Regions from separate parts of the Homo sapiens genome. Here region 2 is linked to region 1. The links are chromatin contacts, found by Hi-C or POLR2A ChIA-PET in ENCODE. All regions are on one chromosome and are shown on one strand. The core of a region is the stretch at or near the end of the contact, and the rest is flanking DNA. Distances in the headings are between cores, read along the strand shown.

Region 1 (5,456 bases), core at 2,008-4,507:
GCCTGGCCTGGGGGTGCGGGTGACTCTGGTGGGTCTAGGCTCCGCGGGGAGACTTGGGCCTGGAGACCCCGCCCCGCACGCAGATCCCGCCCGCCCCGGCCGCGGGTTCCGGGGAAGCGAAGGCGCCGCCAGCCCGGGCTGTGGGCAGAGCGCGCCCTCTGCCGGGCATGATCGGAAACGGCGCGGCGGCGACTCCCGGACCCTCGGGACTCCGGACCCGACTCCCACCCGGCTGAGCTTTACCGGGTTATAGAGCCCCCAACTCTGGATCGATCCCCGACCTCCTAAGGAACCGCGACACTGGGCTGAGCTCCCGCCTTGGGCTAAACCTCAATCCCAGTAGAGCTGGGACCTGGGCTGAGACCCCAACTTTGGATAGAGCCTCTGATCTGTCTTTGAGCCCTGGTCCTGAGCCAAGCCTCAAACTCCAATAGAGTCTCCATCGACCTGAGCTCCCAACTCAGGGCTGAGCCCCCCTCTAGGCTGAGGTCTGATACGGAATAGAGCCTGCGACCCCTTCTAAATCCCGACTCTGGGCTGAGCCTGGACCCTCGATAGAGTCTCCAACTCTAGGCTGAACCCTAACCCTGGGCTGCACCCTTACTGTAGACAGAGCCCAATCCCAGCAGAGGCCCTATTCTCACTAAGCCCCATCACCCAGTAAGCCTGCATTCCCGGCCAAGATCATCCCTCCCCCACCCCTAACACCCACTGAACCCTAGCCCTCCCGAGTCCCAACCTTCTTATCTGATACAGAAAAGAGACCAGGTGTGGTGGTTCTTGCCTGTAATCCCAGCGCTTTGGGAGGCAGAAGCAGGAGGATCGCTTGAGGCTAGGAGTTCGAGACCAGCCTGGGCAACATAGTGAGACACCCCCTATCTCTATTTAAAAAAATAAAAATTAGCCGAGCTTGGTGGTGCACACCTGTGATTTCAGCTACTTGGGAGGCTGAGGCAGAAGGATTGCTTGAACCCAGGAAGTTGAGACTGCAGTAAGCTGTGACTGCACCACTGCATTCCAGCCTGGGTGACAAATCGAGACCCTGTCTAAAAAAAAAGAAAGAAAGAAAAAAGGTGAAATCATGCTAGGCTCAGATGCCTCCAGTCCTCCTGCCCTGATGGGGAGACCCCCTTGATGCTGGGGTTGCGAGAGGAGCTGTACACACCACACCAAAGTCAGACCTAATCAGGTCCTAATCCCATCTCTGCCTCATCTGGCTGTGTGGCCTGGAACCTATCCCTTCCTCCCTCTGGGGTTCCATTTCGTCATCTGTGAAATGGGACAGTCACTCCTGACTCTACCACCTTGTGCCTGTGTGACCTCAGGCAAGTTACTTCCTCTCTCTGGGCCTCAGTCTCCTCCTCCAAAATGAAATAAGAAGGTGTTTTGTTTTGTTTCTTGAAACAGAGTCTCGCTCTGTCGTCCAGGCTGGAGTGCAGTGGCGCGATCTCGGCTCACTGCAACCTCTGCCTCCTGGGTTCAAGTGATTCTCGTGCCTTAGTCTCCCAAGTAGCTGGGACTACAGGCGTGCACCACCACTCCTGGCTAATTTTTTCATATTTTTGCTTTATTTTTTATTTTTTGAGATGGACTCTTGCTTTGTAGCCCAGGCTGGAGTGCAGTGCCGCGATCTCGGCTCACTGCAATCTCTGCCTCTGGGGTTCAAGCAATTCTAGCACCTCAGCCTCCCGAGTAGCTGGGACTACAGGCGTGCACCACCACGACCAGCTAATTTTTTTTTTTTGTATGTTTTATTTTTTGAGATGGAATTTTGCTCTGTCGCCCCGGCTGGAGTGCAGTGGCCCGATCTTGGCTCACTGCAACCTCTGCCTCCAGAGTTCAAGCGATTCCCCTGCCTCAGCCTCCTGAGTAGCTGGGATTACAGGCATGTGCCACCACACCCGGCTAATTTTTGTATTTTTAGTAGAGACGGGGTTCCACGATGTTGTCCAGGCTGGTCTCAAACTCCTGACCTCAGGTGATCCGCCCACCTCGGCCTCCCAAAGTGCTGGGATTACAGGGGTGAGCCACCGGGCCCAGCCAATGAGATATTTAACTTACTTTTGCCTCCTGAGGCCTGTGCCTCGGTCTTCCTGAATCCCGTGTGCAGGTCAGGACACACAACAGGCCCTCAACAATTTGTTGTCTGGCTTCCTGGAGGAAGAAGCAGCGAGGTTGCTATGGGCTCCCTAGGCCCTAGCTGCAACCGGGACCCAGAGTTGGGCTGCAGGGCGGAAATGGTGCTGCAGGGGACCTGGGAGCAGCTCCAGGGCCTGGTTCCCAGGACTCACAGCTGCATCCTCCCCGGGGGACCCCAGCTGGCGCTGCGCAGCCGGGAGGCTCCTGTGTGTCCTGCAGGCTCATTCCTACGGAAATCGAGGCTGGACCTGGGGATCCTCTGATGAGGTCTCCAGGAGCCCTCCACCTCACCCCAAAGATTCATCTATAGCCCCACAACCCTGGGTTAGATTCATCCCTTCTTGTGGCACAGAACTCTGTATTTTTAAAATTTTAACTTATTTTGATCTTCTTCTTTTTCTTTCTTTCTTTTTTTTTTTTTTTTTGTAGAGACAGGGTCTCCCTAGGTTGCCCAGGCTGGTTTCAAACTCCTGGGCTCAAGGGATCCTCCTGCCTTGGCCTCCCAAAGTGCTGGGATTCCAGGCGTGAGGCACCACACCTAGTTGGAATCTGCATTTTAAAATGGACTCTCAGATCTTTCTGACGCGAAGGGTTCCCCGAGGCCGTACTTTGAGAAACACGCTTCTGCCGAAATTCCTATTACCCAGGCGGGTAAACTAGCCCCAGAAGGAGGAAGGGGCCCGTGCAGAACCACGTGGTTGGTCTGTTTTGCCTTTTGGCTCTCTGGTCTCTTCCTGTTGGTGTCTCTGTGCCTCCCTCCCCAGGTTCTCTGTCTGTCTCGTACTCTTATCTCTTCCCTTTTCTGTGGCCGGCACCCCCACGACGGCCTCGCCCCCGCATCCGGGCCCCTTCGCGATTCCGGAGGAATCCCCCAGAGCCGCCTGACCCCGCCCCCAGGCTCCGCCCCTTCCCCCCACTTCCCCCCCGTCGCAGTGCCCTGCTCCCATTGGCCTTTTCGTACATTGCCCGCCCTGTCATTGGCTAATCCGGAGCGCTCGGCCCGCCCCCCAGGCCTGGCAACTCTCCGGTCCCTTCCGCGCGGGCGGGGCGAGTGGAGGGCGTGGCCTGCCGAGGGGCGAGGCGAGTGGAGGGCGGGGCCGCGCTGCCCGCCCCGCCCCGGCCCCGGCCCCGGCTCCGGCGCTGCTCCCACCGCCGCGGCAACGGCCCCGGCCCACGGAGGCGGCTGGACGGACCCCCGACGGTTGGACGTACGGACTCTGCTTCGAGAGTAGGTGAGCGAGCAGTGCCGGGGCGCCCCCCATTTCAGCGCATCTCGGGGGCCACCTGGCCGCCCTCTGTCTCTCCCGCCCCTTAATGCTTCTGCACCCCACCGCCTGTCCGTCTACATTCCTGCCTCAGTTTCCGTCTGTCTCTCTGTCACTCTCGCTGTATAGGTTAGGGGGAGACAGATTGAGTCTCAATTGCCCCCCTTGGCGTGGGGCTCTGCTCTGGGACCAGCACCCCCATCCCCCATGTGGACTCTAGTGGACTCTGCCCCCTTTAACTGTAGGGCCGCAGGTGCTCAGGCCAGATTCCAGAACCCTGAGGGCATTCCAGGCGGTGGGCAGCTGGGCCAGCCGTGCGGAGGTGGGCATGACTGTAGCTTCTAGCTAAACCAGGCATCGGTCCAGGCATCGGTGGCGGGGAGCCAGGCCTAGGCCAGCCCGGGCCCACCCAGACTGGCCCCTAATGAGCTCCCAAGTGGCCTGTGGGGACTTGGCCTCAGTTTTGCCAGCTGTGAACTGGGACCGTCGCTGCTAAGGTAATTGGCAGGTGATCTGAAGGACACCTGCCGCCTCCTGGCCTTTTCTGTGAAGTCGAACTAGGCCCATTTCCTGGGATGGGAAACTAAGGCCTAGAAAGAGGCCAATGCTTCCAATGTTTGTCCAGGGAAGTGGGGACAGAGGCAGGACAGAATCTGTTTTCTCTGCATCCTCACATTTCCCAGCACCTTCTCTATGGAGGGGGGAAGGGCTGGTGGAGGAGCAGCCCCAGGTGTAAACAGGCCGCCAGAGTTTATTTCCTGAGCCAGTCCCAGCTCAGCTGGAGGCGATGAACGCCTTGGGAGGCCCCAGGGGGGCCAGCCCAGTGGTGGCGGAGCTTGGACCAATCTAGGTTTGAGCTCTGCCACCCGCATGATATCTTGAACCAGTTTTTCAATTCTGCGGAGCCTCAGTTTCCTCATCTGTAAAACAGGAGTGGGTCGTAACTCCCCAAGTTGAGGGCTGCTGGGGGATCAGATGCAGGAATACAGGCCCTGCTCATAACCTGCCTGACTCTCGCTGTGGCTCTGCCCCAGTCACACTGGCCTCCTCCTGTTTCTCCAACACCCCAGGCGAGGTCCTCTCTCAGGGCCTTTGCATGGGCTGTGCCCTCTGCCACTACGGCAGGTCCGAGGGCGCCAACTTTGAAACATAACAAGCTCCCTGGATGGGCCGGACCCAGGACCTGCACAGGCAAGGGCTGGGAGGGGCAGAGGAGGGGCCGCTCAGGGACGCTGTACCTATGGAAACCGTGAACAAAGGGCTGTCTCCAGCCACACAAACACCTGGGTGAATCGGGCACTGGCCAGAGGCTGGAGCAGCCTGGGATACAGGTGGTGGGTGAGTGCCTGGACCCCTGCAGGGAATATGGGGCCGGGGGGGGGACTTGAACCCTGCTCCAATGGTGGGGTGGCTCTGCAGACGGGTGCAGGTCTGAGGCCCCGCGGTACGGCCCCTCCCACTGTGTGGCCTTGGACCGACGGTCAGGTGCCCCCAGAGCCTCAGTTTCCTCATCCCCGTTCCCCCAGGGGTCAGCCCAGGTGGGTGAGGGGTCTTTTGATTGCTTGACAATTCAGTATGGTGGGTTCCGGAGGCCTCAGTGTCCCTGTCTGTCCAATGGGGCCACGAAAGGGTGCCTTGAGGACAAAACTCCAGCCGTTGACAGGGGAACACTCCTCCCAGAGAGACGTCAACGCTAAAAAATGACTCACACTTGCCCAGGTACAGCTCAGGTGTTACAGACGGGGAGCAGGGCAAGGAGGCAGAGCGAGAGGCAGGAACGGCCCAGTTCCACAGCATGCCTGCCCCTTCCCAGCATCTCCCGACACCCCTCAGCAGATGACCTCCCTGGAATCACACCCGCTCGAGCTTTGACGCAGGGACCTCTGGCAGAGTTCTTGGGATCTTGTAAATCCCCAGCTTCTAGGCCTCAGTTTCCCCATCTGTCCAATGGGGCTGGTCATCTCCTTTTTCTTGTGGGGCTGAGATAACTGTGGGGAGGGAGGGTGCTTTGAGGGGTGGGGGAGATTCAACAAGATATTGTTAAAAGCCCGA
Region 2 (4,398 bases), core at 1-2,500, 460 kb before region 1:
GGCTTAGATGTCACTTCAGTGACAGTGATGCCTCCCTTGGCCAACTGGTTTCCATGCAACCCCTAGTCAGTCTCCCTTACTAGAAGGAGGGGTTTTTAATCTGTGTTGCTCCTGGCTGTGGCCTTAGTACCTAGAAAGTGCCTGAGCTACAGTAAGTGCTCTATAAATGTTGGTGGAATAAAGTGACTAACAGGCCGGGTATGGTGGCTCACGCCTATAATCCCAGCACTTTGGGAAGCCAAGGTGGGTGGATCACTTGAGATCAAGAGTTCAAGAGCAGACTGGCCAACATGGTGAAACCCCGCCTCTACTAAAAATACAAAAATTAGCCAGGCGTGGTGGCAGGTGCCTGTAGTCTCATCTACTCTACTCAGGAGGCTGAGGCAGGAGAATCGCTTGAACCTAGGAGGCGGAGGTTGCAGTGAGCCGAGATCGCGCCACTGCACTCCAGCCTGGGCGACAGAGAAACTCCATCTCAAAAATATAATAATAATAATAATAAAGTGACTAACAGCAGCAGTGAAGAGTGGGGCTTCTGGACGGGCGCACACCATCAGCGCTCATTAAATGCATGAGTCAGAATGCATGGGCCAGCCTTATGGAATGGGGCCATCTTCACCTCGTTTGCAGAAAGTTTGGAGATGGAGACCCAAAAGGGAAGTGACTTCCCCAAAGTCCCACAGTGCGTGGAGGGGGCAGCCGATCCCTCCACTTCCCCTCTGAGTGGCTGGAGGGATCTTTCTGGCACATTCTGTCCAGTCCCCTCGCCAGGGCAAAACCCTTCCCCATCACCCTCAGGATAAAGTGCCAACTCCCCAGCCTGGCATTTGAGCCCCGTCCTGGCCCGGCTCTGGAAACCTCCCAGGCCTAATCGTTCTCCAGGTGTGTTTATTCCCACCTCCCTTTGCGCCTGTCGTCCCCTCTTCCTGGAACTACATCCCCTCTCTCCCCGATCAGCCCCGACAGGGTGACCACAGAGTTGGGCGTGTTGGCGTCCCCCGGCGCGCAGGGGCGTCACTTCCCGCCCCTTCCTCACTGGGAAGTCCCTCCCATTGTCTAGCCTCAGTGCCCCCTGATATTCCCACAATGCCCCCCTGCCATCCGGCCGCTCCCAGCCCGCGGCCCTGGGGCGCGATGCTCGGGACCCTCAGACGCGCTCACCTCCGGGAGGCCGCACTTGCCCTTGTCCGCGTACGGCGACAGCCCCGCCGCGTAATTCACCGACATCCTCGACTGCCCCACGGGAACAATAAAGTTTCCCTTGTTGAGGCCGCTTCCGCCGGAAGCGGGGCGGGGCGGGGAAGAAGGAGGAACCGCGTTCCAGTCCTGCGCACCCGGCCTCCCACGGCAAGGCGCATGCGCCTCTTGCTGACGCCGCAGGCGACATGTTATCTGCTGTCAGAAGGAAGCCTGCCTCTTTGCATGCAGGTGTTTGCGGGGCTTGGGAAGGGGCTCCCCGATGACCCGGGCGGGAAATTGGGGCGGCCGCCTACGTGAGAGTTCTCCAGTCACCTCTAAAATGCGGGACACAGGCTATCCATGTCCCCACAACCCCTTTTACGGATTAGTAAATTCCGTAAGGACAGAGCCGGACAGCAGGGACCCCAGCCTAAGGGTTTTGAATGCCACGCAGAGTTACCTGAATATCTCATTTGTGTGTGTGTGTGTGTGTGTGTGTGTGTGTGTGACGGAGCCTCGCTCTGTTGCCCAGGCTGGAGTGCAGTGGCGCAATCTCGGTTCACTGCAACCTCCGCCTCTTGGGTTCAAGCGATTCTCCTGCCTCAGCCTCCCTAGTAGCTGGGATTACAGGCGCCCGCCACCACACCCAGCAAATTTTTGTATTTTTTAGTAGAGACGGGGTTTCTCCATGTTGGTCAGGCTGGTCCCGAACTCCTGACCTCAGGTGATCTGACCGCCTCGGCCTCCCAAAGTGCTGGGATTACAGGCGTGAGCCACTGCGTCCGGCCAAGTTATCTGAGTATCATCCAACTGGAGGTTCTGCATTCTGCAGGACAGGTCCTGCTCAAGGTCAATGGGGCTGGTGGCCTGGAGGACTCATTTAAGAATCATGTGTTGAGTACCTACTTTGTACTGGGCACACTGGAGAGCAAAGGTGGTACCATCTATGCCCTGGTGGCTGCGGGTGGACACAAACATGTGACCAGGTAATGGTGACATGGTGTGGTTGGGGTGCAATGGGTGATGCAGAGGGCACAGGGCAGTGAGGGGGCTCACAGGAGGCACCTGACCCAGGCTGGGGGCATCCGGGAGGGCTTCCTGGAGGAGGGGATGTTGCAGCAAAGATCTAAAAAGTGAGTGAGCCGGGCGCAGTGGCTCACACCTGTAATCCCAGCACTTTGGGAGGCCAAGGCAGGTGGATCACCTGAGATTGGGAGTTCGAGACCACCCTGACCAACATGGAGAAACCCCGTCTCTACTAAAAATACAAAATTAGCTGGGTGTGGTGGCCTGTAATCGCAGCTGCTCGGGAGGCTGAGGCAGGAGAATTGCTTGAACCCAGGAGGCGGAGATTGCGGTGAGCCGGAGATCGCGCCATTGCACTCCAGCCTGGGCAACAAGCATGAAACTCCGTCTCAAAAATAAATAAATAAATAAATAAAGAGTGCATGAGTCAGGTAGAGCCGGTTGGGGTGACATGAAGTACAGAAAGAATGTTCCTGGTGGGGGGAACAGCAAGTGCAAAGGCTGAGAAAGAGGAAGAGCATGGCTCCTTCCAGAAACTGAAATCAGTCCAGTGATGATAGGGAAGATCGTGGGTGTCTTCCCGCCAGAGCCAGTTGGCCAACAGGCAGTCCGCTGCCAGCCTGTCTCCTCCCTCGGCTCATCCCCGGCCCCCTGGGGCGGCCGCCTGCTCAGAGCCGATCAGGTGTCAGAGTGGAGCGGCTGGAGCTGCTCGTGGCCCAGCTGGGAGTGGGTAACCGGAGCCGGCAGTGGGCACTGTGGCCGGGAGCTCGGGGCACTGGAGCTGCAGGAGGTAGGGGAGGAAGGAGGTGGGAGAGGCCCAGGACGGAGGATCCCCTTATGGCCCCAGGCCCCTGAGCCCTTGTATGTGGGAGAAAGAAGCCGTGCTGAGTCCTAGCCAGGCTGCGGAGCTACCCAGGTACCCTGACACACACATGCACTCGTTCACCCACGCACTTCCCACTTGCCGGCCTGTGCCCTGCCTAGCTTCCTCCAAGGCAGGTGCTCAACATCCCACCCGGCCATCAGGCCCTTCTTATTTACCATCACCTCTTCCAGCAAGCAGCTTCCTAAATTTAGCAGGCGTTTCTCCCTCCCCCAAGCCCACGGATTGTCTTCTCCCAAGCAGCCTGTGAACTCCTCTGTTGGGTGTCTTATTACCCCCTGCTTTGGGTGTGATTGAATCCTCCAGTCAGAGGTAGAAGAAAAAAGGGTAGGTAGTGAGTGAATGGGCACCGGTGGAGGGGTAGATGAATGGATGGGTGGGTGGATGGATGGGGGGCGAATAGGTGGATTGGTGGTTTGGTAGATGGGTGAATGGGTAGATGTATGGATGGATGGGTGGATGGATGAATGGGTGGGTGATTGGGCAAATGGATGGAGGGATGGATAAGTGGATGGATGGATGGATGGAAGGATCCATGGATGGACTGGTGGGTGGGTGGATGGATGCACTGGTGGGTGGGTGGGTGGATGGATGGATTGGTGGTTGGGTGGGTGGATGGAGGGATGGATAAGTGGATGGATGAGTGGATGGGTGGGTGGGTGGATGGGTGGATGGGTGTGTGATTGGGTGGGCAGATGGGTGGATGGATGGATGCTTGGGCAGATGGATGGATGGGTGGTTGGGTGGATGGATGAAGGGATGGATAAGTGGATGGATGGGTGGATGAGTGGATGGATGAATGGTGGGAGTTGGTAGGTGTTTGGGTGGGTGGATGGATGTGTGGGTGAAATCTGATTAAAGGGTGATGAAGAACCATGAGAACATGAATTGGGTGGGTGGGTTTGTGGGTGGTGGCCAGTGGGTGGTTATACAGTGCTTAGGTGGGAGGATGGATGTCCAGGTGAGTGCATAGGTGGTAAATGCGTGGAAGGGTGGCTTGGAGAATTCACGAGTAGATAGGTGGACAGGTAGAGGCCATGCCAACCCCTACTCCTTGGTAAGAGGCAAATACAGATTCTCCATCACAGAAATCCCTTTCACACATAGGGCCTCACAGTCACACCCCTCAAAAAACACACCCCCTCAAGATAGGCCTGCCTGACCTCCGTGCCTGCCCATGCGGAACGTAGAACAGGCCCAGGTGGACAGAAGTGCACGTGTGCACACGCCCCACACTCAACGTCACACACATGCATGCAGCCATTGCCCCAGACCTCCACCCACTATGGGTGAATTGCTGTCACATGGAG

The links. Hi-C counts contacts between places; a loop is a spot of excess contacts on that map. ChIA-PET counts read pairs that join two places held with the same protein, here RNA polymerase II (POLR2A). Pooled maps may share reads with other maps.
Region 2: a loop to region 1 is called in a map of CD4-positive, alpha-beta memory T cell, with 11 times the contacts of the local background. The contact joins the promoter of SIRT6 here to the promoter of TNFAIP8L1 in region 1. A Hi-C loop is called at or near these places in 2 of 168 maps with a recorded cell type or tissue (CD4-positive, alpha-beta memory T cell and naive thymus-derived CD4-positive, alpha-beta T cell) and 9 of 50 pooled maps. POLR2A ChIA-PET finds 5 or more read pairs at or near these places in 2 of 52 experiments (GM10248 and OCI-LY7).

Annotation. Positions count from the first base shown.
Region 1 is chr19:4,636,259-4,641,714 of GRCh38, forward strand. TNFAIP8L1 (TNF alpha induced protein 8 like 1) reads left to right here and starts at 3,258. Exons shown (of 2, transcript NM_152362.3): 1 at 3,258-3,371. RefSeq lists silencers at 10-189, 2,779-2,858, 2,919-3,358 and an enhancer at 3,259-4,258.
Region 2 is chr19:4,181,313-4,185,710 of GRCh38, forward strand. It overlaps SIRT6 (sirtuin 6), which reads right to left and starts at 1,251. Exons shown (of 8, transcript NM_016539.4): 1 at 1,162-1,251. The coding sequence starts at 1,227. ANKRD24 (ankyrin repeat domain 24) reads left to right here and starts at 1,377. Exons shown (of 22, transcript NM_001393985.1): 1 at 1,377-1,428. RefSeq lists enhancers at 1,225-1,314, 1,385-1,434.